Linked DNA regions of Homo sapiens: regions 2 and 3 are each linked to region 1. The links are chromatin loops, found by intact Hi-C in ENCODE. Cell type or tissue: CD4-positive, alpha-beta T cell. All regions are shown on one strand. Links, peaks and the distances in the headings refer to the core of each region. The heading gives the core; the rest is flanking DNA.

What was found. A loop is a pair of places that touch in the nucleus more often than their neighbours do. Peaks named below come from ENCODE experiments on the same cell type or tissue, not always from the same donor. Only the 100,000 strongest peaks of a DNase experiment are listed, where the experiment ranks them.
Region 2: it touches region 1 in a loop (9-fold over the local background); 25 of 110 quality-filtered maps call a loop at or near these places.
Region 3: it touches region 1 in a loop (11-fold over the local background); 79 of 110 quality-filtered maps call a loop at or near these places.

Annotation. Positions count from the first base shown.
Region 1 is chr12:8,103,263-8,113,571 of GRCh38, forward strand. It overlaps a transcript of CLEC4A not described here. Among named protein-coding and RNA genes, the nearest start is that of CLEC4A, 15 kb to the right of the region's middle. In CD4-positive, alpha-beta T cell, for the core only: CTCF peaks have their summits at 5,740 (motif pointing right) and 5,942; a DNase peak (open chromatin) is centred at 5,749.
Region 2 is chr12:8,175,396-8,185,704 of GRCh38, forward strand. It overlaps ZNF705A (zinc finger protein 705A), which reads left to right. Exons shown (of 6, transcript NM_001004328.3): 5 at 465-547; 6 at 1,604-4,651. The coding sequence ends at 2,188. It overlaps FAM66C (family with sequence similarity 66 member C), which reads left to right and starts at 4,814. Exons shown (of 8, transcript NR_026788.1): 1 at 4,814-5,357. RefSeq lists enhancers at 4,853-4,982, 5,178-5,677 and a silencer at 5,133-5,252. In CD4-positive, alpha-beta T cell, for the core only: a CTCF peak has its summit at 4,740 (motif pointing left); a DNase peak (open chromatin) is centred at 4,946; H3K4me3 peaks cover 727 bases; H3K27ac peaks cover 265 bases.
Region 3 is chr12:8,232,215-8,242,523 of GRCh38, forward strand. It overlaps LINC02449 (long intergenic non-protein coding RNA 2449), which reads left to right and starts at 3,201. Exons shown (of 3, transcript NR_120454.1): 1 at 3,201-3,785; 2 at 6,523-6,700; 3 at 10,148-10,309. It also overlaps the pseudogene FAM86FP. RefSeq lists an enhancer at 5,349-5,849. In CD4-positive, alpha-beta T cell, for the core only: CTCF peaks have their summits at 5,443 (motif pointing left) and 5,657; a DNase peak (open chromatin) is centred at 5,420.

The DNA of each region.
Region 1 (10,309 bases), core at 744-8,743:
TTTGCTTATAAAGTCCAAAATATAATTTCATCTTCAACTCAGTTTTCCCATTGACTCACAATGTGCTTTAACAAACTTAAGAACTACTAGTTGTTTCTTTGTTTCTTTCTGTTGTTTTTTTTTTTTTTTTTTTTTTTTTTTTTAGACGGAGTCTCACTCTGTCGCCCAGGCTGGAGGGCAGTGGCATGATCTCGGCTCACTGCAAGCTTTGCCTCCCGGCTTCACACCGGCTTCTGCCTCAGCCTCCCGAGTAGCTGGGACTACAGGGGCACGCCACCACGCCTGGCTAATTTTTTGTATTTTTAGTAGAGACAGGGTTTCACCATGTTAGCCAGGATGGTCTTGATCTCCTGACCTCATGATCCCTCTGCCTTGGCGTCCCCAGTACTGGGATTACAGGCGTGAGCCACTGCACCCAGCCCCACTAGTTGTTTTTCATATGCCACAAGTATTGAGTGCTTGCTAAATTAAAATTTTTTCTGCCTAGAATACCTTCCCTTTTATACCTGCCTGTTGAGGTCCTTCCCATTGTGTAATGCTCGCCCAAATACTACTTCATGAAATGTTTACCTATCCTTCCAATCTGAAAGGTGATCTGTTTATTTGAGGGGGCAAGGGGTGGGGAGTGTTGCTGTTGAAATTCTCTTCCTCACTTGTTTTAAGCTCTTTGAATATAAAGACCATGTATGTCTTCATTTTTATGTACTTGCAGTACTTCCCATACACCTTTCTAGATAGTACATGCTCATGAAGTACTTGTGGAATTAACAGTGATTTCAGTGAGGAGGGACTAGAAGTTGGTAAGTTGAGTGTTTTCTGTATTTTACTCATTTTCATTTGGGTTGCTCCTGGCTACATGACTTAAGTATTCCTTATATGCTTTGCCATAGTGGCAGAAAATCTCATTTTTTTTTTTTTTTAGGTCAGTACATTTTAGAAAGGCCAGTCCATTACCTTAAATGTTTTCTAGATGAGATACACCAGTTGTGACAAATACTTGGTCTTACCTTGAATTGTAAGCCACCTCAGAATAAATTAAATTCCATTTTCCTTTTTTCATTCCAGTGCATTTTCCCCATTTTTCCTCTGTATTTAGGATGGCAAACAAGTACTTTATGCCTTGCAAATAAATTGGTTTCTGTGGTCATAATTACAAATCAAGCCATTTGGGTGCTTCTGTGCATACGAAAGCCTACGGCTGGCTTCTCCATGAATCCTAATACAGGACAGTTGATTCTCTTCAAGAAACAATCAAACCATCCCTGCCTTCTCCACCATATCTTTGATGTTTCCCTGCACCTTTTCTTTCTTTTTTTAAAAAACTTCTATTTTAGATTCAGAGGTATATATGCAGGTTTATTATATAGGTAAATTGCATGTCATGGGGGTTGGATATACAGATTATTTTGTCGCCTGGGTAATAAGCATAGTACTTGATAGGTAGTTTTTCAATCCTCTCCCTTCTCCCCCTCCCCACTCAGGGACCCAATGTCTGTTGTTCCCTTCTTTGTGTCCATATGTATGCAATGTTTAGATCTCATTCACACGTGAGAACATGTGGTATTTGGTTTCCTATTCCTGCATTAGTTCACTTAGGTTTATGGCCTCCAGCTCTATCTATGTTGCTGCCAAGGACATGTTCTTTTTCTTTTTTTATGGCTGCATAGTATTCCATAGTGTATATATACCACATTTTCTTTATCCAGTCTACCATTGATGGGCATTTAGGTTGATTCCACGACTTTGCTATTGTGAATAGTGCTTCAGTGAACATACGTATGCGGCATACATGTGTCTTTATGGTAGAATGATTTATATTCCTTTGGGTATATACCCAATAATGGGATTACTGGGTTGAATGGTAGTTCTAAGTTCTTTGAGAAATCACCACGCTACTTTCTACAATGGCTGAACTAATTTATGTTCCCACCAGCAGTGTATAAGTGTTCCCTTTTTCCTGCAGCCTCATCAACAGCTGTTATTTTGACTTTTTCATAATAGCCATTCTGACTGGTGTGAGATGGTATCTTATTGTGGTTTTGATTTGTGTTTCTCTAATGATTAGTGATGTTGAGCAATTTTTCTTTTCTTTTTTTTTTTTTTTAAGATGGAGTTTCGCTCTTGTCACCCAGGCTGGAGTGCAATGGCACGATCTCGGCTCACTGCAACCTCCACCTCCCAGGTTCAAGCAATTCTCCTGCCTCAGCCTCCCAAGTAGCTGGGACTACAGGTGTGTGCCACCACGGCTGGCTAAGTTTTTTGTATTTTTAGTAGAGACGGGGTTTCACCATCTTGGCCAGGCTGGTCTCAAACTCCCGACCTCATGATCCACCCGCCTCAGCCTCCCAAAGTACTGGGATTACAGGCATGAGCCACCGTGCCCGGCTGATGTTGAGCAATTTTTCATATGCTTGTTGGCCATGTGTCTTCTTTTGAAAAGTGCCTGTTCTTGTCCTTTGCCCACTTTTTAAAGGGTTGTTTGTTTTTTGCTTGTTAATTTGCTGTTTATAGATTCTGGATATCAGATCTTCGTCAGATGCATAGTTTACAAATATATTCTCCCATTCTGTTGGTTGTCTGTTTACTCTGTGAATAGTTTATTTTGCTGTCCAGAAGCTCTTTAGTTTAATTTGGTTTCATTTGTCAGTTTTTGTTTTTGTCATAATTGGTTTTGGCATATTCTTTATGAAATCTTTGCCCATTCCTATGTCCAGAATGATATTTCCTAGGTTATCTTTCAGGGTTTTTATAGTTTTATGTTTTATATTTAAGTCTTTAATCCCTCTTGAGTTGATTTTTGTATGCGGTATAAGGAAGGGGTCCAGTTTCAATCTTCTGCATATCGCTAGCTAGTTATCCCAGCACCATTTATTGAATAGGGAGTCCTTTCCTCATTGCTTGTTTTTGTCAACTTTGTCAAAGATAAGATGGTTGTAGGTGTGCAGCTTTATTTCTGGACTCTCTATTCTGTTACATTGGTCTATGTGTCTGTTTTTGTACCAGTACCATGCTGTTTTGGTTATTGTAGCCTTGTAGTATAGTTTGAAGTCAGGCGACACAATGCCTCCAGCTTTGTTCTTTTTGCTCAGGATTGCCCTGGCTATTTGAGCTCTTTTTTGGTTCCATATGAATTTTAGAATAGTTTTAAAAAAATTCTGTGAAGAATGTCATTGGTAGTTTGATAGGAATAGCATCAAATCTATAAATTGCTTTGGGCAGTATGGCCATTTTAACAATATTGATTCTTCTTATCCATGAGCATGGAATATTTTTCCATTTGCTTGTGTCATCTCTGATTTCTTTGAGCAGTGTTTTGTAATACTTGCTGTAGAGATCTTTTACCTCCCTGGTTAGCTGTATTCCGAGGTATTTTATTTTATGATTATTTTTTGTGGCATTTTGAATGGAATTACATTTTTGATTTGCCTCTCAGCTTGGACGTTGGATTTTTGTACACTGATTTTCTATCTTGAAACTTTACTGAAGTTGTTTATCAGATCTAGAAGCTTTTGGGCAGAGACTGTGGGTTTTCTAGGTATAGAATCATCTCATCTGCAAACAGATGATTTGATTTCCTCTGTTACTATTTGGATACCTTTTATTTCTTTCTCTCGCCTGATTGTCCTGCCTAGAACTTCCAGTACTATGTTGCATAGGAATGGTGAGAGTAGGTATCCGTGTCTTGTTCCAGTTCTCAAGGAGAATGCTTCCAGCTTTTGCCCATTCAGTATGATGTTGGCTGTGGGTCTGTCATAGATGGTTCTTATTATTTTGTGGTATATTCCTTCAATGCCTAGTGTGTTGAGGGTTTTTAACATGAAGAGATGTTGAATTTTATCAAAAGCCTTTTTTTGCATCTATTTAGATGATTGTGTGGCTTTTGTTTTTAGTTTTCTTTATGTGGTGAATTACATTCATGGATTTGTGTATGTTGAACCAACCTTGCATCCCAGAGATAAAGCCTGCTTGATAATGGTGGATTAACTTTTTGATGTGCTACTGGATTTGGTTTGCTTGTATTTTGTTGATGATTTTTGCATCTATGCTCATCAAGGATATTGACCTGGTTTCCTTTTTTATTCTGTCTCTGCCAGGTTTTGGAATCAGGATGATACTGGCTTCAGAGAATCAGTTAGCGATGAGTCCTTCCTCCTCAAATTTTTGGAACAGTTTCAGTAGGAATAGTTCAGCAGGAACCTCTTCTTTATACATCCAGTAGAATTTGGCTGTGAATCCACCTGGTCCTGGGCCTTTTCTGGTTGGTAGGCTTTTTATTACTGATTCAGTTTCAGAACTTGTTATTGATCTGTTCAGGGATTCAATTTCTTCCTGGGTCAATCTTGGGAGGTTGCATGTTTCCAAGAATTTGTCCATTTCTAGTTTTTCTAGGTTTTCTAGTTTGTGTGCATAGAGGTGTTCATAATAGTCTCTGAGGGTTTTTTGTATTTCTGTGGGGCCAATGGTAATGCCCTTTTTGTCATTCTGATTGTATTTATATCGATCTTCTGCTTTTTTTTTTTTTCCTTTATTAGTCTAGCTAGTGGTCTATTAATCTTTGTTGTTTTAAAAAACAAACTGTGGGATTTCTTGATCTTTTGTATGGCTTTTTGCTACTCAGTTTCTTCAGTTCAGCTCTGATTTTGGTTATTTCTTGATTTCTGTTAGCTTTGGGATTGGTTTGCTCTTGTTTCTCTAGTTCCTCTAGGAGTGGTGTTAGGTTGTTAATTTGAGATCTTTCTAACCTTTTGATGTGGGCATGTAGCACTATAAATTTCCCTCTTAACAACTGCTTTAGCTGTGTCCCAGAGATTCTGGTATATTGTATATTTCTCATTAGTTTCAAAGAATTTCTTGATTTCCACCTTAATTTTATTGTTTACCCAAAAGTCACTCAGGAGCAGGTTGTTTAATTTCCATGCAATTGTATGGTTTTGAGTGAAGAAAATCTCATTTTTGTGCTTCAGAGCCAGTCAATATGAGAGAACCAAGTAAGTAGTAATGAAGACAGATTTTACTTTGGTATATAGACTTTTTGGCCTGGGGATGGAACACCAGGTACCATGTAGTAGAGTTGCTGATACATTTGGTAGTTTACCGTCTCATTTTAATTATAAGTGGCTAAAATTGCATTGCACTTTGCTCATGTTTTAGTTTTTTTGTAGCCTTTTCAAAAACCATTTTTTAAATTGCCTCTGAATTGTACATGAAGGAAATACATATGTGACTATAGGACTAATGTTCAGGAGTTCTCCATCAATCACATATTCTCCATCAGTCACATATTCAAAGGAAGGAAAGAGGGAGAATTTTATTTACTTGTGGGTCCTTAGCCTGGGTTTATATAGATGGTTTTCACAGCATTTTTATGGTTTGACATTTATTTCAAAATTTTGCTAGAACTGTCATCTTCAGTTTCCTTTTCAAAGACCTACAATACAGGGTGGTATATTTTCAAAAAAGCTCTGGTATACTTAAATTGCCTGCATCTGAGCCAGTAGTGAAATAATTGTCCATTGTGACTTCATGTTCTGCCCCATCAATCTAAGGATAACATCATCCCCTCAATTAAACAAAATAATGCATTAAGACCCACTATGGATTTTTTGACTTGCTTTTCAACATTTTCTTTGTTCCTACTATTTGTATTCTGCCAACGTACCTATTATTGGAAAAAAAAGTCATTGAAGCACTTTGTGTCAGTGCTGCATCTGGCTGCATATTAGCATGCGACCACTAGAGGGCATGCTCCTCCTAGCAACTGAAATAGTTGTAGGAATTTGCTCAGACTCCTGGTGGCAGGGGAAGCATTTGTTTTTTATTTTTTATTTTCTTTTTCAACAATCTAAGATAGGACGAGAACAGGGGAAGCATTTAAAAAGAAAGAAATGAAGACTGGATGGGGGCATTTAGTCTGGTCTAAGCCTGTAACTGATCCAAAGTTTGTTGAGAATGTAGAAAAATAGCTGTTTGGGCAGGCAGAAAATGAAGTACCAAATGATCCCTTCTTCATACTTTAATACTTTAATAAATACTTGAATGGGGAATATACTTAATTTTAATGACACCCCCTCCTCCTAGCTCCACCCATAATAGAGGATTAATGGGCAGTAAAGAGTAGTGGTCAGGAACATGGATTTGGGAGAAGACAGACTACTTTGCTACAAAATTTGTCTCTGCCACTTACTGGCTTTTTGACCTTGGAAAAATTAGTTAAACTTTGTTTGCCTCAGTTTCCTCATATACGAAATTAAAATAGTACCTATGGAATATTGTGACTTTAAAACAAATTTTAAAATTAAATTGCTTAGCTGGCCATGGTGGCTCACTTCTGTAATGCCAGTGCTTTAGGAGCCTACGGTGGGAGAATCGCTTGAGCCCAGGATTTTGAGGTTACAGTGAGCTATGATGGTGCCACTGTACTCCAGCTTGGGGTGACAGAGTGAGACACTGTCTCTAAAAAATATATAAAGTAATTGAAGTCCCTAGAACAGGGCCTGGAATATGGTAAGTGCCGTTTAAATATTTGTTGCTGGTACTAGTACTGCTTCTAATTCTGGCTCTCCAGGTGTGTAATGGGATGGTGTAAGGGCGAAATGACAGGAGTTCTTTTTTTATTGTCTTAGAAGTGAGGTAGATGCCCCAAGATTGGGGCAGGAAGTAGGAAGAGTCATCTGATAGAGGAGAAACGGGGAGTAAGGGATGACAGGGAGACATGCTTCTGAAACATATTTCAGACTGATTCCATAGTAAGGATTTAAATTCTTATTCTGTCTTTGTAATCCTGCTCAACCCCTTTTATAGCTTTTATAGTATATACCTTTTCACATAAGTAAGAAACCCCAAACCAACTGTCTTCTTATCCTGTATTTTTTGAGCACCGATCATTTGCTAGGGGAAGTGCTTTATAAAGATTGTCTCACTCAATCTTCACACAAACCCCTGGGATTCTTACTTCTGGGATTTCTTAATTCTTACCCTCTGGGGTGAAATATGGTTATCCATATTTCACAGGCGAGGACACAGAGGCATAGAGAGGTTAAAAAAAACTTTACTAATTTGTACCTAAAGTGACAACATGCTAGTGTCAAAGATAATAATTAATGAATTGATTGTGGCCTACCTCTGTACCTTCATTTTATAAAAAGGAAACCTCCATATTTGTGTTAATATTCCAGCCAGACCGATCTAATTATATGCTGCACTATTTCATACTACAGTGCCTTTACGTCCTTTGGTCTTTCTGCCTCAAATACTTTTTTCCCAAGTTCCTGTTCATCCACTACAGAACCTTTCCTCATAAGCTCAAGCAGAAACCATCTCTTCTTTCTCTTTTGTGCCACCACTGCACAGTGTATAACGGGGTCTTGTGCTTCTCCCATTGTATTGAAATTATTTATTTACATGCTTCTCTATTAGACATCAGGTTTTTAAATTAGGAATCATGTCCCTTCCTTCCCCCATCCCCTAACTCCTAATACAGTGTTTGTCACATGATAAAGACATGATAAAGTATATGGAACAGTGTGAGTGCCCCCCTTGCTTGCCCTTTTCTCTCCTCAGTCCCTTCTGCAAAGTAAACCATTGTCAATAATTTTGTGTGCATCTTTCTAGACACTTTTTTTTTTTTTTGAGACGGAGTCTCGCTCTGTCGCCCAGGCTGGAGTGCAGTGGTGTGATCTCCGCTCACTACAAGCTCCGTCTCCCAGGTTCACACCATTCTCCTGCCTCAGCCTCCCGAGTAGCTGGGACTACAGGTGCCCACCACCATGCCTGGCTAATTTTTTGTATTTTTAGTATAGATGGGGTTTCACTGTGTTAGCCAGGATGGTCTCTATCTCCTGACCTTGTGATCCACTGCCTCAGCCTCCCAAAGGGCTGGGATTACAGGTGTGAGCCACCGCGCCTGGCCCAACATCTTTTTTTTTTTTTTTTTTTTGAGACAGACTCTGGCTCTGTTGCCCACACTGGAGTGCAGTGGCTGATCTCAGCTCACTGCAACCTCTGCCTCCCAGGTTCAAGCAATTCTCCTGCCTCAGCCTGCCAAATAGCTGGGATTACAGGCGTGCACCACCACCTCCGGCTAATTTTTGTATTTTTAGTGGACACAGGGTTTCACCATGTTGGCCAGGCTGGCCTTGAACTCCTGACCTCAGATGGTCCACCTGCCTCAGCCTCCCAAAGTGCTGGGATTACAGGTGTGAGCCACTGCACCTGGCCTTCTAGACATTTTTTAAAGCATTCTCTCTCTGTGTGTATCTGCCTATGCAAAGATCCTTTAATAAAATAAAAATTACATGTAAATTGTTTATATTATTTTTTAAAAAATTAATAATGTTCTGAAGTTCTTTCTTTGCCTATGCATTTGTATTTGCTTATGTTTAGTTTATGTTTAGAGCTATTCAGGTTCTCTAAAGTATGGATGTACCGTAATATATTTAACCACTGTCCTTGTTGATAGTAACATTTCTGACATTTTTGACACTAAATTTTACACTGAACATCTTTTACATATAATATATACTTAAATGAAAAATTTAAAGGATAGATTCCCCAGAAATGGACTTGGTGGGTGAAATGCGATTAATTAAAATTTAAAAAACTTCAACTTTTTTTTTTAGACTCAGGGGGTACATGTGCAGGTTTGTTATGTGAGTGTGTATATGTGTGTGTGTGTGTGTGTGTGTGTGTGTGTGTGTGTGTGTATTTTATTTATTTATTTTTTTTAGACAGAGCTTTGCTCTTGTTGCCCAGGCTGGAGTGCAATGGTGCAATCTCTGCTCACCTCAGTCTCCGCCTCCTGGGTTCAAGCAATTCTCCTGCCTCAGCCTCCTGAGTAGCTGGGATTACAGGCATGCACCACCATGCCCGTCTAATTTTGTATTTTTAGTAGCGATGGGGTTTCTCCATGTTGGTCAGGCTGGTCTCAAACTCTTGACCTCAGGTGATCCGCCCAGCTTGGCCTCCCAAAGTGCTGGGATTACAGGCATGAGCTACCGCACCTGGCCTACGTGGGTATATTGCGTGATGCTGAAGTTTGGGATATGACTGATCCCATCACTCAGGTAGTGAGCATAGTATCCAGTAATGTGTCAACCCTTGTCTCCCTTCCTCCCTCCCCCAACATTTAAAATTTTGATAGATTTATTTCTATATTATCTTCTGCCTAATTCATATACTTAATATAAATTCTGAGGCTGTTTGTTTCTCTATTTTGTCAACAGTTTATTTTTAAAATATTTAGTTAATATATTGGGTGAAAAATATATTCATTTCTCTTACTACAGTGAGATTGTGCTCTTTTCATATATTTATTTACTATCTTTTTTTTTCATGTGTTGTCATGTGTTTAAGTTTTAGTTGTGAGTTTGTCTTTAGTGTGTTTTCCTTATGGGCAATCCTGTTCTACCTCAGTTGTGGGAGTATTTCTTTGGAGTGGTTTTGCATTTGCCTTTTCTAAGTCCTCAGGGTTATTATCAGATTGAGACCTAATTTTAAGTTAAATTCCTGGCTCAGAGTCTCCTTTATATCCTAAGTCATATAAGTTTGTACTCCAAAATTACATATATCATAGATAATATAAGTTGGTACTCCAAACTTACATACACAGAGGCCTGGGATTTTCCCTTCCACTTTTTATCATGAATATTTTCAAAAGAAGTTGAATGAATAATACAGTTAATAACCATATATCCATTGTCCATTTTTTTTTATTTTATTATTATACTTTAAGTTTTAGGGTACATGTGCACAACGTGCAGGTTTGTTACATATGTATACATGTGACATGTTGGTGTGCTGCACCCATTAACTCGTCATTTACATTAGGTATATCTCCTAATGCTATCCCTCCCCCCTCCCCCCACCCCACAACAGTCCCCAGTGTGTGATGTTCCCCTTTCTGTGTCCATGTGTTATCATTGTTCAATTCCCACCTGTGAGTGAGAACATGCGGTGTTTGGTTTTTTGTCCTTGCGATAGTTTGCTGAGAATGATGGTTACCAGTTTCATCCATGTCCCTACAAAGGACATGAACTCATCATTTTTTATGGCTGCATAGTATTCCATGGTGTATATGTGCCACATTTTCTTAATCCAGTCTGTCGTTGTTGGTCCATTGTCCATATTTAACAATTGTTGACATTTTGACAAATTTGGCTTTCTGCTTAGGTGATTGGTTTTTGTTTTAGTGTTGAGTTGTACAGTCTTTAAATTCAGAAAACGTTCTAGGGAGAAATTAGCAATGTACTTGAAGTCTCCTTAAAGCTCTACCAAAAGCTCCAATGGCTTTTTTGTCCCTTAGCAGCAGCCA
Region 2 (10,309 bases), core at 862-8,861, 72 kb after region 1:
TAGTGGTTTTATTAAATGAGTGATAATTTCTAAAATGTAGGTTAGGCTACTGGAGCAGAATTCCTTAGATGTTATTGTCATTTTGTTCATGTGTCAGATGCTACTCTTGTGTCCTCTTTTTTTACTTTTCTTTCACTTTTAGGAAAAGGATAATTCATGTACTTGGCTGGGGTTAAACTTTCATATGCTGACTCTTTCCCTGATACCCCTGTGAAGACTATCCCTCTATTTACCTGCCTGATATCTCATCTCCATTTTAACTCTTTTCACATTTTAATTTTAAAAATCTTTTCTAATTGCCGACACTGTACAATCTATTTCTTCTATTCAAGTAGTTTCTTCATTTGACACACTTGCCACATCTAAGTGTCAACTTTTGAAAAAAAGTAAATGGGCCTTGGGGCTTTTCAAACAATTTTATTACCATAATACCAATGTAACAATTTATTTTTCAATTATTTCAGACAGGGAAAGTGCCCTTAAGAAAAAACACATGATATCCATGCATCCTATCACCAGAAAAGACGCATCCACCAGTATGACAATGGTAAGTTTTATAGCTGTGTACACCAGTCATCTAAGTTAAAGACATGGTAATGGGTTAAGTTAGTAATGAAGCACAATCACCTGAGTGTAATTAGGCTGGCATTAAGTGCTTTCTAAGCAAAAAAAAATTGAATACTTTGAATTTAGTGAATACATTGAACTGTGTTCTAAACCATAACATGAGATCTCTAAAATAGAACAAGTGCATATACATTGCTCATGCCCAGACATTGAAAGATATTGATATCATCACAATTATGCAATAACTCTGCAGTTGAGATCTTACAGAAGAGAACATATCTGTGTCTGCAGGAGATAATGTGTATGCAAATGTCAATCGAGAAAAATGACAAGACAAGTCTCAATCATTTTAGGAGATTTATTTGCCAAAGTTAAGGACATGCACCCAGGGGACAGGTGTATGCCTTTCTCCAAAGAAGATTTTGAAGGCTCCAAATTTAAAGGGGAAAGGGTGGGATATTGAGAAGTACACAATTTTCATGTAAAAGGTAGGTAGAAAAAATAGTCATTCATGCATTTTTCTGGCTCAGTGAATCTGGATTTTTTCACATAAGATGACATAAACAAATGAGGCAGAGGAATAATGCAGGAAAGCTGCATTTTACATAAGACAACATAGGCAAAATTGGGCAGGGAAACAATCAGATATGCATTTGTGTCTGGTGAACTGGGGATGACTGCACCTGTAAAGACAAGTTATCAGTTTGCATTGCCATGGTGTAATTTTAACAGCTCATGAGGAATTTCCTTGTGGGCAAAATATGGGGGAGGCGTGTAGCTTTTCATCTTGTAGCCGTATTATTTAGGAACCAGAAGGGGGAGGCAGGTTTCTGTGACCCAGTTCCCAGCTTGATTTTTCCATTTGGTTAAATGAGTTTGGGGTCCCAAAATTTAATTTCCTTTCACACAAGAAACATTGGAAAGCTTTCAACTGGGGTCTACCACTGAATGTTTGGTCTAGGATTCAAAGGTAGTGAAATGAATGTATAGATATATGTGGGTAAACCATTAAGAGCTTTTAATCTTTGTCCCAAAGGAGAACTCTCTCATTCTGGAGGATCCTTTTGAATGTAATGATTCGGGAGAAGATTGCACTCACAGTTCCACAATAACTCAGCGTTTGTTAACTCACAGTGGAAAGAAACCCTATGTCAGCAAACAGTGTGGAAAATCTCTTCGTAATCTTTTCTCCCCTAAACCACATAAACAAATTCATACTAAAGGTAAATCATATCAATGTAATCTATGTGAAAAGGCCTATACTAATTGCTTTCGCCTTAGACGGCACAAGATGACTCACACTGGAGAGAGGCCATATGCATGTCATCTATGTGGAAAAGCCTTCACTCAGTGTTCTCACCTTAGAAGACATGAGAAAACTCACACGGGAGAGAGACCATATAAGTGTCATCAATGTGGGAAAGCCTTTATTCAATCCTTTAACCTTCGAAGACATGAGAGAACTCACCTTGGAAAAAAGTGTTATGAATGTGATAAAAGTGGGAAAGCCTTTAGTCAAAGCTCTGGCTTTAGAGGAAACAAAATAATTCACACTGGAGAGAAACCACATGCTTGTCTTCTATGTGGGAAGGCCTTCAGTCTGTCTTCCGACCTTAGATGACATGAGAGAACATGCACTGGAGAAAAGCCATATGAATGCCATTTATGTGGGAAAGCCTTCAGTCAATGTACTAGTCTTAAATAGCATCAGAAAATTCACGCTGGAGAGAAAATTATAAACTTCTTCAGAACATATTCTGACTTTAGATGACACTGTGTTAGGAATGACGAAGGTAAGGAATGTGGAAGAGACTTCAGCTGTAGTTGTAGCATCTAAACATGCCAAAGGACTCATATTTTGAAGAAATACTGGAATCAACATGGAAGATACTTCAGTTACCTTTATTCTTCAGTCCACATCAATAAATTCATATGGAAGAGAAATTGTATGACATGTATGTACCAAAGACTTGTTAGTGATCTGAGCATAAATGACATGAGAGAGCTGAAACTGTCAACATAGTCAACTAAAAGTCTTCAGCAACAGCTTTAACTTAAAACATGTGGGACTTTCAGGTAGAGAATCTCTAACTCTGCATTCAGTGTGAAAATATTTTTATTTGCAATTTATTGTCAAATAACATGAGAAAACTTTACTTGGATGAACCCTTTATTTGTATTTTCTGTGAATAAACATTCAGCCAAGCACCAGGCTTGATGTTCACAAGAAAACAGAGTGATAAAATGCTGCTAAAATGGAAAATAAGAGAGGAAAGCCTTCATAAGCTAAATAAGAAGGGAAAGTCTTTCCAAGGGCAATGAATTCTCTTGGAATACCAAATACTTCTTACTGGAGAAGTTATGCAATGAAAAATCATGAGAAATCCTTTCTTCATAGAGCAACACTTGTGGCACATGTGAGATTTCACACTGGACAAAACATGGTTAGCATCCTGAAAGGAGAAAATTCTTTAGTGGTAATTCATTTCTTAGTTGACATTAAGTTTCTCACATTGAGGAGCTATCAAACTTGAAAATCACTGTGGAGAAACCTGATAGATTTCTCATCAGAAAAGTGAGTCAAGAAGGTGGACCTCTAGAAAAAACTCTTAACACATACTTTAGCAAAATAATTCAGAAATTTGAGAAAATATCTATTCATAAAAATGTGGCATATAAATGCATAATAGTAAAGTGACCAGGGAATAAATTGAATGCAGAATTATATAAGAAATCTCATTAAACTTTTCCAAAAGATCAATACTTACAAATATTGAAAGAATACAATCTGTTGTTGAAAAAACTTAGTATGTTGGCGAAGCCCTTGTTTCATTTATGCAGCCCTAACAAATCGATTTGCATCTGCACTCCTTGGGTGAGATTCTTGGTCGAGATTCTACCCCAACTTCTGAGTCTCCCCAGTCTTTAACAGCTCTTTCCTCACAGCTCACCTCCCTTTACTTCAACGTCCACTAAAACCACTTGTTTCCATCCAACCCTCGAGTTGACACACCAGGGATCTTCAGCCCCACTTGCTAGATTTCTCAGTGTGTCATTGCATAGATTTAGCAGGGAAATGGAGGCTGTATCAAAGACCCCTAGTATATGCATTTGGGTGTCCGCAGCCCTTGCCTCTGTCTCTGAGCAGTTACCTGGGATCAGAGAATAAGGCAGCTCTTCTCTTCTATCCCTCAGAAGGCTCTTGAAATTTTGTCCCTGGAGCCTCTCTAACTGGAAGTAGCAGTTCATCTCATGACACCCCACATTTTATTCAGGTGAGTCCTGAGTTATTACACAGAGACAGACACAGCTGTGCTCCTTTTACTGCAGTCCAGAAGATAAAACACCAGCATGATAAAACAGCCGAACCTGTCAGCCACCTTGCAAGCCTTTCCTATATTCGATTCAATGTACTTTTCCCGAAGCAAAATGAAAGTTCTCACAGAGGGGCCCTCCTCTGCCTTGTCCTCAGAATTGGAAAATGTATTGTCCGTGAAGGAGCCTCAGTACTGAACCTAAAACTCAAGAGAAAATGTTTCCTGAATATCAAGTGGGATGACTTGAAATTTTGCCAAACAGGCACAATCTTAATACGATCGGCCTTACTAAGGCTAAATGGCCTTATCCGTGGTTGAAGTTGACAAATCAATATATTAAAAAATCTCCACAAGTGATTGATTTTACTCTGCAGCCAGGGTTTATGTCAAGTGTGAGGATAATGAGCAAGAAATTCAAGCCCTTGGCAAACTGGTTGGAGAGGCAAGGACTGTGTCCAGGCAGAGCTCATATCATTATTTATTGTTTAATCTATTTAATTAAATATGTAATTTACCCACAAACTGTGGCTGACATTATATGTACTCCTGAGCCACATTGAGATGTACTATTTGTGCTATGAAATTCTATGGGATTTGACAAATGCATGGTGGCAGATCTCCAGCCATTATTAAAGCGTAACACAGAATGCTTCTCTTATTCAAGCTCATCTTCCCTCCACATAGAGGGAATCAATCGACTTTTGTATACTGATTTTTGAATTTGCTTCTTTATTTCCATCTTCTTCAATTAAAGCACAAGATATCGTACTCAATTTCCATTTGATCTTCCAAAAGAAAAGTACTGAATAATCTACCCCTGAATTTCAGTGATTCAGACTCAGGTCCACCGCTAAGGCCAAACGTCCTGTGCTGCCACCTCATGGCAGGCAGAGGGCAATGAAACTCATCTTTCCGGCCATGCAGGGCGCATGCGCGGTCTGCCTCCCGCGGCGGGCCGGGTCTCCAGGGAGGACCTGAGTTTTTCTTCACCCATGGTCAGGGAGGCGCCATCGCCCTGGCTTTGGGGCTGGGGCCTCCGGGGAGGTTCCGGTAGGGGCGTTGGAGAGGCCGCTCTTTTTGCAAGGCCCGAGATGGCGGGCCCTGCGCAGGCCGCCCTATTCCGCGCCCTCAGGGCGTCAGTATCCGCCTGAGGCCGGATACCCACTCTGGGCTCGGATACCCGCGCTGGGCCCGGAGCATCCTCGGCGCTGCCCTCCCAGAGCCCCGCAGAGGCTGAGGTGGCGCGGGGGCGGCCCCGGCTCCGCGAGAAGAGGCGGCAGCGAGGGCTGGAGGACCCGGGCTACGGGGCTCCGGGGCGTCTGGCCTGGGTGGGACTGAGCCCATCCAGGGACTGGGACTCCGGGGTTCTGGTGTAGGTGGATCCCGGGCAGGCTCAGGACCAAGACCCTCTCCTTCCACCAAGGAGCGCCCAGAGGCCGGCGGGAGCTCCAGGTTCACCTCCTCCTCCTCCAGGTGTTTACTTTTCCTTTATTTCTGTGAGGCCAGAAATTGTCGCCATCCTTCACATCGGTGAATCGGGACCCTAACACTCATTACCTCAGGTTTATTGTTATTGCCATTAACAGTGTTGGTGGCATTATCACTAAGATCATCATTGTTGTTATTATTGTCATTTATGATTATTAGCAGGTGTGTTCATTTTGTCTCACTATGCATTTTTTTTTTTTTTGGGGGGGATTGGTTTTGTATGACGTTGAATTGAGCTTCTTTAATCTTGACCAGTGCTGTCAGATTTCTGAAGAGCATTCCGGAGGACAACTCCTGTCTTTCAGCACAGCCACAGAATTTCGTGGGCACAGGAGAGCACTTAGAATATTCCCCTTTCATTGCACAGCAGCTTTGGGAAATAGTGGCTGCCTGGCTCTGAGATGAGGTAGAAAAGACTGGATACTGGGGCAAGTGTTAGCACCTCCACTGGTGTTTTTATGAAGCTAAGCGCACTGTCTCCCACGTAGACTTAGAATACAATCTGATGGCTCTAAAGGGCCATGGCTGCCCTTCCTGGGACTTCCTGGGAACCTTTAAACCTTCTGTGGTTCCTGGAGTAGGTAGGTTGCCAAGTCTGTGCCTCATATGGTAGCACCAGTCTTTTCTGGGCCAACAAGGACACTTAGAATGTTTCCAGAAGCTCAGGCATGCTGTCTCTGTTCCTCCCTTCTGTTCAATGGCAATTCACTGGGTCCCTGGCTGACATAGAACATCCTGCAGAAGGTTGGGCTTGGGTGACTTCCTGGCCAGCCTTCCCAGGCAGTCATCTTTGAAAAACTTGAAGAGACTCACAGAGGCCATTCACTGGTATTTCATGACTGCAAGTGGGGTTTCTGGATCCTTGAGTTTACTTAGAATATTTGAATGGCTCTGGATGGCCAAGAAACCCTCCCTGGTCTTAGAAGCTGCCAAAAGCTATTACTGGGCCTCTGAAGAGACTTTTAAATTTTTCCAAGTACATTTGGGCATAGGAAACTTTTCCAGGTCTAGCTGAGCCAGCTCAGGTCGAGTCCTGAAAAACTGGTGGGTATTGGGGGATCTCATCTTACGAAAGAGCAATTGGTGGCAAAGCTGGGTCTCCAGGACAGCTGTGTATGTATATGTCTGTAGAACATGCCTTGTTGGACATCTTTGGTAACTGAACACCATTTGTGAATGGATAAACTATATTCATTGCTGTACAATAATGAAAAATCCATATTAACAATGGCAGTAATAAAAATATTGATGGCTATTAACAGGAATAATGATCATCATGATACTAGTACTAATGGTTTTAATACTGATAATAATACTAACCCTATGGACTTGGGACATATAAGTTTTCCATAAGTGGATAATAGGCATAAATATTTGGCTGTGTAGGGTTATTTCAAGTCCCAAAAGCAAGGATGAACATCTAGAACGAGAAGAAAAACAATCTGGAGGTTAGTATGTGCACACCTGTGGACTCCTGTGTTAACTTCTGGTGTTTCAGCCTAAGAGGGAATGTTAATATAACCCTGGTCCTAGAACACCATGCTGACCAACACCTACCAGCTTTCAGGAGATAAGACAGCTGGCTGATGGGGCAGGGATCCAGAGAAGGCACGGGTCCACACCTGCACATGTTGCCCAGTGGCAGAGTTCATGACAAGCAATAAGCCCCAGGACAATGTCATTCCCAGCTACCTGGCTGTCATCTGCTCTTTCATGGCCCCTCTCTACTGGTACCTCTAGGCACTGGCATGTCCTCCAGAGGCTGCAGGAGGGCATGATACTCAGTACTCTCCCAACTGCAGGAGGGAAGAAAGATGGAAACAGCTAAATACCATGGCTTCTGGATTTTTTTTGCTGGGCATGGCATATTTTGCATTTGCTTTAATAATGCTGGAACCCAGTCAGTGGCTTGCAATACAGATCTAGATGACTCTGGACACCTGTAGAGATTTTGACAATTTCCAGAAGGTCACAAGTTCTTGGAGGACTTTTTCATGAGTTCTTCGACTGAAAAGGTGGTTCAAAGAGCTTCTATACTGACTTAGAAAATGTTGCAGAGGCCAGGTGCGGTGGCTTATGCCTGTAATCCCAGCACTTTGGGAGGCCAAGGCAGGCGGATCATGAGGTCAGGAGTTTGAGACCAGTCTGACTAACATGGTGAAACCCCCTCTCTACTAAAAATACAAAAATTAGCCGGGCATGGTGACACACACCTGTAATCCCAGCTACTCAGGAGGCTGAGGCAGGAGAATCGCTTGAACCTGGGAATCGGAGGTTGCAGCGAGCCAAGATCAGGATTCCAGCCTGAGCGACGGAGCGAGACTCTATCTCAAAAAATAAATAAATAAATAAATAAATAAATTAATTAATTAATTAATTAAATAAAAAGGAAGAAAAAAGAAAAGTTACAGACACTCTGGTGAACAGATAGGCCCTCTCCTGCCACTCCAGGTAAAAGTTTCTTGGCCACAAACCTGATTTAGCAATATCCCTTCATCTTAGGTAGGTAACAGAAAGCCATTCATGACCTATCCAAGCATGGAGAGGGGATTTGACTTAGAAAAGTTAGGTGGACTAGTTGGTGAAAGAAAGTGCATTCTGGCTCTCCCTCTCCCTCTCCCTCTCCCTCTCCCTCTCCCTCTCCCCATGGTCTCCCTCTCCCTCTCTCCACGGTCTCCCTCTGATGCCGAGCTGAAGCTGGACGGTACTGCTGCCTGATTCTCCTGCCTCAGCCTGCCGACTGCCTGCGATTGCAGGCGCGCGCCGCCACGCCTGACTGGTTCTCGTATTTTTTTGGTGGAGACGGGGTTTCGCTGTGTTGGCCGGGCTTGTCTCCAGCTCCTAACCGTGAGTGATCCGCCAGCCTCGGCATCCTGAGGTGCTGGGATTGCAGACGGAGTCTCGTTCACTCCGTGCTCAATGGTGCCCAGGCTGGAGTGCAGTGGCGTGATCTCGGCTCGCTACAACCTACACCTCCCAGCAGCCTGCCTTGGCCTCCCAAAGTGCCGAGATTGCAGCCTCTGCCCGGCCGCCACCCCGTCTGGGAAGTGAGGAGCGTCTCTGCCCAGCCGCCCATCGTCTGGGATGTGAGGAGCCCCTCTGCCTGGCTGCCCAGTCTGGAAAGTGAGGAGCGTCTCTGCCCAGCCGCCATCCCATCTAGGAAGTGAGGAGCACCTCTTCCTGGCCGCCATCCCATCTGGGAAGTGAGGAGCGTCTCTGCCCGGCCGCCCGTCGTCTGAGATGTGGGGAGCACCTCTGCCCTGCCACCCCGTCCGGGATGTGAGGAGCGTCTCTGCCCGGCCGCCCCATCTGAGAAGTGAGGAGCCCCTCCGCCCAGCAGCCACCCCGTCTGGGAAGTGAGGAGCGTCTCTGCCCGGCAGCCACCTCGTCCGGCAGGGAGGTGGGGGGGTCAGCCCCCTGCCCGGCCAGCCGCCCCATCTGGGAGGGAGGTGGGGGGATCAGCCCCCCGCCCGGCCAGCCGCCCCGTCCAGGAGGTGAGGGGCGCCTCTGCCCGGCCGCCCCTACTGGGAAGTGAGGAGCCCCTCTGCCCGGCCAGCCGCTCCATCCAGGAGGGAGGTGGGGGGGGTCAGCCCCCCACCTGGCCAGCCGCCCCTTCCGGGAGGTGAGGGGCGCCTCTGCCCGGCCGCCCCTACTGGGAAGTGAGGAGCCCCTCTGCCCGGCCAGCCACCCCGCTCGGGAGGGAGGTGGGGGGGTCAGCCCCCGGCCCGGCCAGCCGCCCCGTCCGGGAGGTGAGGGGCGCCTCTGCCCGGCCGCCCCTACTGGGAAGTGAGGAGCCCCTCTGCCCGGCCAGCCGCCCCGTCCAGGAGGGAGGTGGGGGGGTCAGCCCCCCGCCCGGCCAGCCGCCCCATCCAGGAAGTGAGGGGCGCCTCTGCCCGGCCACCCCTACTGGGAAGTGAGGAGTCCCTCTGCCCAGCCAGCCGGCCCGTCCAGGAGGGAGGTGGGGGGGTCAGCCCCCTGCCCAGCCAGCCGCCCCGTCCGGGAGGTGAGGGGCGCCTCTGCCCGGCTGCCCCTACTGGGAAGTGAGGAGCCCCTCTGCCTGGCCACCACCCCGTCTGGGAGGTGTACCCAACAGCTCATTGAGAACGGGCCATGATGACAATGGCGGTTTTGTGGAATAGAAAGGGGGGAAGGGTGGGGAAAAGATTGAGAAATCGGATGGTTGCCGTGTCTGTGTAGAAAGAGGTAGACGTGGGAGACTTTTCATTTTGTTCTGTACTAAGAAAAATTCTTCTGCCTTGGGAACCTGTTGATCTGTGACCTTATCCCCAACCCTGTGCTCTCTGAAACATGTGCTGTATCCACTCAGGGTTGAATGGATTAAGGGCGGTGCAAGATGTGCTTTGTTAAACAGATGCTTGAAGGCAGCATGCTCCTTAAGAGTCATCACCACTCCCTAATCTCAAGTACCCAGGGACACAAACACTGCAGAAGGCCGCAGGGTCCTCTGCCTAGGAAAACCAGAGACCTTTGTTCACTTGTTTATCTGCTGACCTTCCCTCCACTATTGTCCTGTGACCCTGCCAAATCCCCCTCTGCGAGAAACACCCAAGAATGATCAATTAAAAAAAAAAAAAAAAAAAAAAAACATTAAAAAAAAAAAAAAGTGCATTCTGGGGCTCACAGGCCTACACATAGAGTTGCTATCACATAAAGCATATGTATGAATTCTTTCTGAGCCCATGGCAAGATGAGGGTGCACTTCATCAGTCTCCTATGCTGGTATGAATAGGTACTTGCCTGAAAAATAAAAGAATAATTCAGGAAGCCCATTCTTCTACAGGACACCAGGCAGTACAGTAGGAGTCCTGGGGTTGCTGTGGTATTTATGTTTTAAGGTTGTCTTTTAATCATCTTCAGCAAATTCAACAGTCTTCAGGAACATAAAAAAATTATTCAACATTGCATAAAAACTACCA
Region 3 (10,309 bases), core at 1,066-9,065, 130 kb after region 1:
ACTTGATACACACGTTTTTATTTGCACAAAGAAAATGCTATTTTTGGAGCCAGAATTTTCATGTCTGATTTATGGTGCTTTTCTTAAGAACCAGAACTACTGGCAGAAAGGCGGCACCCACACGCTTAGACAGCTGATATCTTATTAGAGGGCAGTTTGTGGTTCCTGATTTGGAATTTAACAATCTCCAAACATTCCAGTCCAATGAAAGTTTTAGCCGCTTTCCCATATAAAAATTCTTCCCATGAGAGTGACTTGATTCTTACAATCCCGTTAGAGTCGTGTGTGAGTCCTACAGTGTGAGGTTCAGCATTGCCATCTCCAAGTGCTCTCCGTAGGGAAACAGTTTCTGGTCATGATGAGCTTCTGCTTCCCATCTGATCCCGGCCCAGCCTGGAAACAAAGCACGTGTTTAAGGATGGCGGTGTTTGGGGACAGGACATGAGCGTTTTGTGTGGGGCTGCTAGGACAGGCCTGGCGGGGTGGGGGGTGTCTAAGTCAGTTTACTTGTTTCACAGGTTCCCAGGCCCACCCACATACCTAGAATTGGCCTCCAGGATGGGACCAGACATCTGGTTTTGCATAGAAATGGCTAGCAGCAGGCACCATGCCGCTGTCCACTCTCTGCCTGTGTCTGCCCCAGCACTTGGCACAGCAGGACAGAAGCAGAGATCTGAACCCACATCTACCTGGCTGCTCAGTCAACTCACTCTTCGCAAAGCTTAGAAAGTGGCAGGGCACAGCCAGACTCTGTCTCAAAAAAAAAAAAAAAAAAAGGTTGGTTGGGGCTTATACTATGTGTGCTGCTTGGCACTGTTTTTTTCACTTAAAAGATATTGCAGGTTTTTTTCACGTAAGTATCTGAAGAAAGACTTCCTTTTTTTTTTTTTTTTTTTTTTTGCTTTTTTGCTTTTTTGAGACAGGGTCTTGCTCTGTTGCCCACGCTGGAGTGCAGTGGTTAGATCAGGGCTCACTGCAGCCTCCACTTCATGGGCTCAAGCCATCCTCCCACCTCAGCCTCCTGAGTAACTGGGACTACAGGCATGTGCAACCACATCTGGCTAGTTTCTGTATGTTTTGTGAAGACGGGGTCCCACTATGTGGCCCAGGTTGGTCTTGAACATCTGGGGTCAAGTAGTCCTCCTGCCTTAGCCTCCTAAAGTGCTGGGATGACAGGCCTGAGCCCCACGCCCAGCCAGCCTCCTGTGCGAGGTTGTGCGGGACTCTGTCATGGAACCCAGTATGCCTTCATGTGCTGGCTTGTTTGTTGACTCTGTAGTTAACGGGCTGCCCCACGTGGGCAGGTACTGGGTCGTCTGTGTCTCTGTGTGCAGGCAGAGGCTGCTGCGAGTGCATCTGTGCAGATGGCTGCCAGGAGGGGCTGTGCTCAGGGGGAGCTGGGGCAGAGGCTGGTGGCAATGGGGGGCTTGGGTGTAGTGTGGAGGCACTAGAGCCAGGTGGCCGGGCTGCAGTCTGCGGGAGCTCGGGGGTCGCTTGGCCTCTGTGTGTCCCAGTGTCTTTGTCGGTGTGATGGGACAATGACAGCACACCCTCACAGGTGCTGGGGGCTGACAAATGTCAGGTCTGAGGACAGTGGCTGGCCCACTACGGGGCCAGTTTCCCTTCTCTATAGTCACCCTGCTCGTCTTCCATCAACTGGGTGCTCAGGACAGTGGCGTGGAGGATCCGCCTGTACAGCCTGTGCTCCAGCATCCTGCAGGCCACAGCTGTGTCCAGCCCTGACCCCGACTGCCCCTCCCACCACCTCCATTTTATAGATGAGGAAACCGAGGCCCAAGGGCTTAGGGAACCGTGCTCTGAAGCACATAGTAGGGCTGCTGGGCTCAGACCCTCCCTCCCTGTGCTGAGCTGCCCTCCTCCTGCCGCAAGACCCCATGCCCCAAGCCCACCCTGCTCACCGGCCTGTGCCCGAGTTCCCTGCATGGTGTAGGAGTGTGGGACATCCTAGCTTTTCCCCGGTGCCCAGTTCTTTCACTTCCACTGGAGTCCTGCAGGGACAGCTCAGGGACCATGCAGGCCCGGGTGGGTGTGTGGGCTCACCTAGCTCGGTGGTGAACAGCTGGCACGTCTCTGGGTTGCGGACGGTAAAGGCCACGTAGACCTCAGGAGCCCGCTTGTGCTCCTGGCAGGCAGCCAGCCTCCGCAGGACCCCGACCAGCGACACGATGGCTTCTGGGCAATACAGCACGTCTACGGTGAAAGCTTCAGGTTACTGAAAGGGACAAGTGGAAAGTTCCAGTTCATGCTGACCTCAGCAGCAGGGCGAGGCCAGAGAGGCAGCGGTCCTATGAGACTATTAGATGCCATTTGACCATTTGGGCCATTAGATGGAAAGGCAATTACTTGGGTGAAAAAGGAGAACCCTTAGTAGAGAAAGCTGCAAAAGACCGAAGCAAAAGAAAAAAATCTCCAGACTCACTGGTGTTCCTTAAAAAACCAGCTCTGGTTCTTGGCCTATCTAGAGGGCTTTGAATGACAGAAAGCCTGACCCTGCCATGAAATTCGTGTTTCAGGTGTCTGCCGATTGGTCTGCTGGCTTGCAGGGGTGGGCCTGTGTCCCTGGCCACCGCTGGACCTGTGGGTTTCAGGGCTGGGACCCAGGACCACAGGCAGAGCTCTGCTTCACCAGAGAGGGGACTGAGTGTGCTTGCAGGGGTGAGGGGTTTTCGGTGGCCCAGCCAAATACCACCTTCTCTCATGGGCCTTGTCCTCGTCCCAGAAGTGGTTGTTTTCCTCCTGTGGTCTCTGAAGGACACAGGGCATGGCTCTGGGACAGAGCCATGTGCCGACGACTGTAACGGGAGTATGCCTGTCTCCACCAAGAGGGCTGTGGCTTGAAGGTCACCTTAAGAGGCACCCCTGTCCTTTGATGTCACCCTGGAGGCCCAGAGTAACTCTTCTGGAAGCCCCATCATGTCCATGCCTGACAGCGTCCATTGTTCCCTTTTCCCAGAGCCAAGAGCTGGGTAGAGCTGCAAGGACACCGCCTGCACAGGGTGCCCGGGGCTGGGCATTACCTGCTGCAATGACAACATCTGGCTGGAAGGCAGAGAGCTGATGGACCGTCGCTACGTCCCAGTCCAGCTGGGCCACTGTCACCCTGGGGCTGTCTAAGTTGGCAGTGATGTCTGCCTCTAATGAGAGGCCATTGAGAAAGACATTCCCTTGGAGCTGCTCGAGGACCCGGCTGTGAGGGTCGCTGAAGATGTATGCCCGGGGGCGGCACATCTTGCAGATGGCAAGGCCTGTGAGGCCGGCACCACTGCCAAGTTCTAGGACAGTCCTGGCGGGAGGAAAGGGGACCGTGTCTTCGACTGCACCAGGGTAAGCCTGCCTTGGTGCCCTGCCCTGTGCCCCGAGGTCACCTGTTAGTGAAGGCTGCTGGGTTCTCGATGGCCCATTCTGCAAGGCAGAGGGTGGCGTCCCATGTGACCAGGCCTGTGGTACCGTGAGAGATGATGGCTGTGCTCTCGGAGATTGTGACCGAGCCTCCCGAGGGCTGCACCAAGAGAGGGCGAGAGAGTCAGTCCAGCGATCAGAAGGCAAGTGGCTTAGAAGACAAGTAGCCATCCACCACATGGCTGAATAAACCATGACAGGACCAATCGCCACTCAGCAATGAGAAGCAGCTAACTGTTGACATACCAACAGCTTTCACGGGCCTCAAGATTGTCACGTGGCATGAAAGACACTCATCTCAGGCCACACAGGATTCCATTCATCGAACATTCCTGAGACAACGGAATTCTGGCGATGGAGCACAGGTCAGTGGTGGCCAGAGGCCGGGTGTGGCTATGAAGGGGTGGCTGCCTTGTGATGATTCAGTATGCTATGTTTTTCCTTTGTGGTTTTCTGTATCTATGTTTTATCTTTTTTTTTTTTTTTTGAGCTCTGTCACCTAGGCTGGAGTCAGTGGCACGATCTTGGCTCACTGCAACCTCTGCCTCCTGGGTTCAAGCAATTCTCCTGCCTCACCTGCCCAAGTAGCTGTGACTACAGGCGTGTGCCACCATGTCTGGCTAATTTTTATACTTTTTTTTTAGACATAGATTCGCTCTCGTTGCCGAGGCCGGAGTGCAATAGCGCGATCTCGGCTCACTACAACCTCCACCTCCGGGGTTCAAGAGATTCTCCTGCCTCAGCCTCCCGAGTAGCTGGGATTACAGGCCCCCACTACCACACCCCGCTAATTTTTGTATTTTTGGTAAAGATGGAGTTTCACCATGTTGGCCAAGCTGGTCTCAAACTCCTGACCTCAGGTGATCCCCTTGCCTCAGCCTCCCAAAGTGCTGGGATTACAGGCATGAGCCACCACGCCTGGCCTAATTTTTGTATTTTTAGTAGAGACAGGGTTTCACCATATTGGCCAGGCTGGTCTCGAACTCCTGACCTCAGATCCACCCACCTTGGCCTCCCATAGTGCTGGGATTACAGGCATGAGCCACCATGTCCAGCCCTGTCAAGTATTCTTTGAGGACTGAGCACCAGGTCCTTGTGAAGCAGGTAGTGTGTGTCACCTATTGGACAAATGCCCAACAACCCCACGAGACATGCTGTTGTTGTTGAAGTGCTTGATTTACAGACAGGGAAACTGAGGCTAAAGAAGGTTAATGGACCTCATGTCTAAGACTGCAGAATGGGTGAGTCAGGATTTGAACCCACACCCACGTTTTCACTTTTTCTGTGCAGGAAGGGTATCTGGGCTGTGAGGGGGAGGAGGGTGCCCTTCTCATACCAGCAAATAGCTCCGGTGGCCCTGGGTGGACTCCTTGACCATCAGAGTCTCTGCCAGCCCCTCGTACAGCTCGTCCAAAGGCTCCGTGTGGACAGCCTCGTGCTGGGGGCATACAGAGTGAGAGCTTGTTTGCTTTCGTACTAATCTGTAAAAATGGCCAGATGATTTTCACCAAGTTTGGAGGGGAGATTTGGGATGGAATGGTGTAATACCGGCCAGCTGGTATATAAAATATTCACTTCGTTGGGCGTGGTGGTGTGTGTCGAATAGTTCCAGCTGCTCTAGAGGCTGACATGGGAGGACTGCTTGAGCCCAGGAGTTCGAGGACAGCCTGGGCAACAGAGATCTTGTCTCTAAAAAAAAATAATTCCACTTCGTAGGGAAACCTGGACGGGAGGGCCTTCAACAAGAGGTGTTGAGAGGGGAGGGTTAGGTGTAGTCTAGGGCAGGAGACAAGGATTCCGTGAGAGCTGCCACATGACCATGACAGAGAGCTCTGTGTTTGGATCAAACACAGAGAGGAGGAAAACAAAAGGTGCTTTTAAGTGAGCCCAGGCAGAACTGTGAGGGCGGCCCATGCTGCAGGCTGTGGCTGTCAGCAGGCTGCTTCTCCACAGCTGGCCCCGTCCTAGGATTCACAAGGCAGCAGCAGGGTACACTGGGTGACTGCTGCCCTCTCGTGGTGGCACAGGGCAGACCGGCTGGCAACCACAGATGCACCCTTTTGGGGAGGACTAGGGAGAAAGCAGGTATTGGAGAAGCAGGGGATTGTTTATTTGCTAAAAGTGTGGCCCTTTCACTCAGCAGGTCTGCTACTGCCTACTAAGGAACGGCTTCTCGACATCCTCCTGTCAAACCCTGCATGTTCAGGCCCATCTTTAAAATCCATCCTAGGCCAGGTGCAGTGGCTCATGCCTGTAATCCCAGCACTTTGGGAGGCCGAGGCAGGCGGATCACCTGAGGTCAGGAGTTCGAGACCAGCCTGGCCAACATGGTGAAACTCTGTTTCTACTAAAAATACAAAAATTAGCCAGGCATGGTGGCGTGTGCCTGTAGTCCCAGCTTCTTAGAAGGCTAGGCACGAGAATTGCTTGAACCCAGGAGGCAGAGATTTCAGGGAGCCGAGATTGTGCCACGGTAATCCAGCCTGGGCACCACAGTGAGACTGTCTCAAAAAAGTAAATAAACAAGTAAAAAATAAAATCCATCCTATAGCAGTCAGGAAAGAGCTCATTCCAGCAGGATCAATGAAGAGAATTCACCAGAGGAACTAGTTCCAAAGGTATGGCAAGAGCTAAATCTTCCAACAGGGGCCCGTGGGGCAACCCAGAGACGGACAAGAGCAGGAAACTCCAAACCCTTCGGCGGGCAGGACAGAGGGTGTGAGTGAGGGTTCCAGTGTTGTGGGCTGGACCAGCCTGGTAGGAATGAGAATTCATATGCTAGGAGATGGGGCCCCAGAGAAGCAGCTGCTGTGGAAACCCCAGGAGGCAGAGTGAGGGAGAGACGCTGGCCTCCCCTTCTTCCCACCCTGCACTGTCTCCCATGGGTCACACTCAGCTGCAGCCAGTTGCCTGCGGAGGCCCCTGCCATGCTGGGGTTTGCAAAGCAGGCCCAGGGCCTGGGAAGGACGGGGGCTCCAGCACGCAGGTGGCTATGCTGTCCGGCTACTGGGCGGACACTGCCCATAACTGACCTTTTTGATGAGTTCTGAGAGAAAGCACCGGGCATACTTGACTGACGGCGGGTGCTTCACACACACACAGGATGCTTCACAGTCTACGGCAAAGGACAGAACGTTGGTTGCTCGAGAGCCCGTCTTAAGTCTCCTATGAGCTTCAAGCCAACACAACAGAGGGCAAACTCCAGGCTACCTGATCCCTCAGCAAAGATGCAGATGGACACAGCGTTCTGGCCCCACGCATCTGAAGTTCGTCTTAAGATGTAAGCCGTTTCCTAAAAATGCTTCCACTGCAGTGGCACAGGCTATGGCAGCATTTCTAACGCCCATTCTGAGCAGGAACACAGGGCATGTGGGTCCCAACCACCTCCCTCCCAGGGGAGCCAGTGTGAACCAGGGTTTGCAGTAAGGACAGTCGCCAACTGTCTGGCTCTATGGAAGAGGTGGGAAGGCCCACTCAGCAACTGCTCTCTTGGATCATGTGTCCCTGGGGACAGGATGGAGGGGAGGGGGCGCTCAGGGTGACTCCAGCTAAAGCCGAGAGAAGCCAAGTGCAGGATGAGCAAGTTCCAGGCAGTGGGAACAGCCTGTGCAAGCTCTGAGGTGGCCACGGGCTGGCACATGGAACGGAGGGCAGAGGGACTGGTGCAGCAGGAGGGGGGACGGCGGGAAAACAGGAGCCTGGAGGGAGAGGGAGGAGACGGTCCGCAGCGCCTGCTGGCTGGGAGGGATGCAGATTCTGCCCAAGGGCAGCAAAGTACCCCACGCAATACACAGGCTCTTCATGCTGGTGCTGGTTTTTCATTTTTTCTGACACAGAGTCTCGCTCTGTTGCCCAGGCTGGAGTGCAATGGCCAGATCTTGGCTCACTGCAGCCTCCGCCTCCTGGGTTCAAGCGATTCTCCTGCCTCAGCCTCCTGAGTAGCTGGGACTATAGGCGTGCACCGCCATGCCCAGCTAATTTTTTTATTTTTAGTAGAGATGGGTTTTTGCCATGTTGGCTAGGCTGGTCTTGAACTCCTGACCTTAGGTGATCCGTCCACCTCAGCCTCCCAAAGACCTGGGATTACAGGTGTGAGCCAGTGCACCCAGCCTTGTGCTGGGTTTTAAAGCAGCTCTCCCTATATCTCATGCTTCACCACCTACCAGAGTGAGGCTCAGGGTGAAACTCAGAGCAAGGTGCAAGACAACTTCAGGTATCTCCATGCTCGAAGCCCTGACCTACTGTATTGCCCCGAAAGTCTTCCCTGCTGTGGCTGCATCTTTTCCACGTGGATAATCTTGGTTCACCTCTAGCACAGGAATTCTTTTCCGGGGCTCCTAGGATGGGCTGGGTGGGTGGGAGTGGAGGATGTCTGCCTCCCCTGAGTTTGTATGGAAAAGGTATTCTTTTGGTGCACTTCTTTCTGGGAGGGAGTCTATTGCTTTGTCTTTTCAGAAGGGCTCATGGCCCTTCGAAGGTGAAGACCCAGGATGCAGGGTGATCTGCACTTGGCCCTCAAGGCCAAGGTCAGGCTGTGGCTGGGCCGGGTGGTGATCCTGGCTCTCACCTGCATGCAGATGCACTTGAGTCCAAACCCCACCCTGGGCAAAGCAAGGGCCCATTTAGGTCTAGAAGAGACAGGAGTGGGTGGGACAGGCCTCATGAATGCAAAAAAGAAAGTCTCTGAGCATCTACCAAATGCTAGAAGCTGTTTTGCACCTGTCATCTCTGTTTTTGCTGTGGATGGTTTAAAAAACATTCCCTAGATTTCCCCCCTCTTGCAGATTTTTGTATATTCTGATGTCTTTGTCTAAGTCTTAGATAGAAAACGAAAGCGCAGGAGCTGTCGGAGGTGCTGACACCCACCTGCAGTGCTGACTCAATGGTTTTGTTCTTTGAAGAGGGCTGTTTTTAAAGGGTACAAGCACACCTGTGGTTCTTCTCTCAGGTCTTCCGGAGAGATTCAGGAGGCAGAGTCATGAGTCCCAGGGACTCTGGGATTCTTACCTTCTGCAAAATATCCCGCAGCAGCTCAGAATCTGATGAGTCTCTTAACTTTGCTTCTAAGCTCAGTGTGGACGGGGGAGGGAGAAATCTCAAGGGCGCATTCACAGGAACATTAAAACACGCAATAGAATGTGTTGGCAAAGCTCTATGTGATCCCTCCCTGGGGACGTGGAGCCAGTTGGAAGTGGAAGCCACAGCGGCTGAAAGCCTGACCTTCAGATGTCGCAGGGTGCACCTGGATGAGTCACAGGAAGAAGGCTGACTCTTGGCCGCATGAGTCCTGGCTACTCAGCTGCCACCCAGGTCATGGGCCAGCTCCCTGGTTGCACTGGTCAGCCAGGAATTACCAGGGCAGCCATGGCACCAAGGTTTGATGGGCTTGCCATCTGAGTTTAAGTGGAAATGCAGAATGTGCCCATACCAGCCTGGGTTACATTGTCCTCTTATAGGGGCCTCAAGCCCAGCAGCGAACTTTGGCTCCCGAGTTAGGCAGACTGTCTCGGCTGGCATGTGGCACACGGCAAGGCACTTCATTGCTTCAGAGCTCCTTCTATGCCATAAAAAGCCCTACAAGACCTGGTGCTAATCCCTCTCTCTGGCCTGTTCTCCCTCACCCCTGGCCCACCCTGCTCACTCCACTCCAGCCACACTGGCTGCCTTGCTGTTGTTCCTCAACCACAGCTGGCTTGTTTCCACCACAGGGCCTTTGCATATCCTGTTCCCCAAACCCTTCCCATGGCTGGCTGCTTCACCACTCAGGCCCCAGTTCAAATGCCACCTCTTTGGGGAAAGCTTCCATGATTCCCTGACTTTGGTGACTCTTCTCCCCAGTTGCTCCATTCACCATTTCCCTGTTTTATTGGCTTTAAAGCCACTCTCATCTGGTCTTTTCTTGTTTATTCATTTATCTGTTTATTCTCTGGCTCTCCCATGCAAGCAGAGCCTCATCTATCATGGGTACTGCTGATCCATGGTGCCTGGCTCACGGAAGGCATTTATTAAACATTTTGAGACTGAATAAAACACTAGCTAACACCGACATGCATTTACCATGAGCCAGGCACTGATCCACAGGCTTTTGTACTCAACGCTGACAACAACCCTAAGAGGTAGGTATCATTATATCCCCCATTAATAAGAAAACAATAGCACAGAGAGATGCAGTCACTTGCCCAAGGTCACACAGGGCAAGGGGTTGGGCCAGGATTCGAAGCAGGCAGGCTGTCTCCTGGGTCTGAACTCTCAACTACTTCACCCTAATCAAACAATCCCTCTGGTCAAATGTGAGTGATAATAATAGTACCCACCTCGTGGGTGTTGAGGGTGAGCCCAAGTTAGCATTCAGCGTGGGCATGTGAACAATTATAGTCAATATTGAATGGAGACCTATGATGCTTTTATGAAGGTTTCTATTTTGGATTAAAAATGCACAAATTTCTCCTGACCAGAAATGATCTCTGAGTGCTAAATATTTTATGTCAATGGAAGAATGCAAATGATTAAGCAACACCCCATAAAATGGGGCAGACCCAGGGAGGAATATATATCCAAACTGACTCATCCCAGTGAGCTCACTGCACATGAATTACAAATGGAGCGGGGTGCATTAAGCCCCTCTGCTGGCAGAAGGGAGGCTGCTGCCTGCCATGCGCCTGTGCTGAGAATGGCAGGTCCCCAGGGAGAGGAGAGGCCACCCCCTTCTCTTTCTCTTCCATCACAGGTGTGAAAGCCTCAGCGCATGAGCCAATTCTGTGCAGTGCTCGACATACAGATGAGAACACTGAGGCACGAGGCACAGCCTGTGATCTGGCCACCGCGCTCAGGAGGAGGTGGTTACCCGCGGGCCTGAGGGCGCTGACTTTTTAGAATGGGCGAGTGCAGC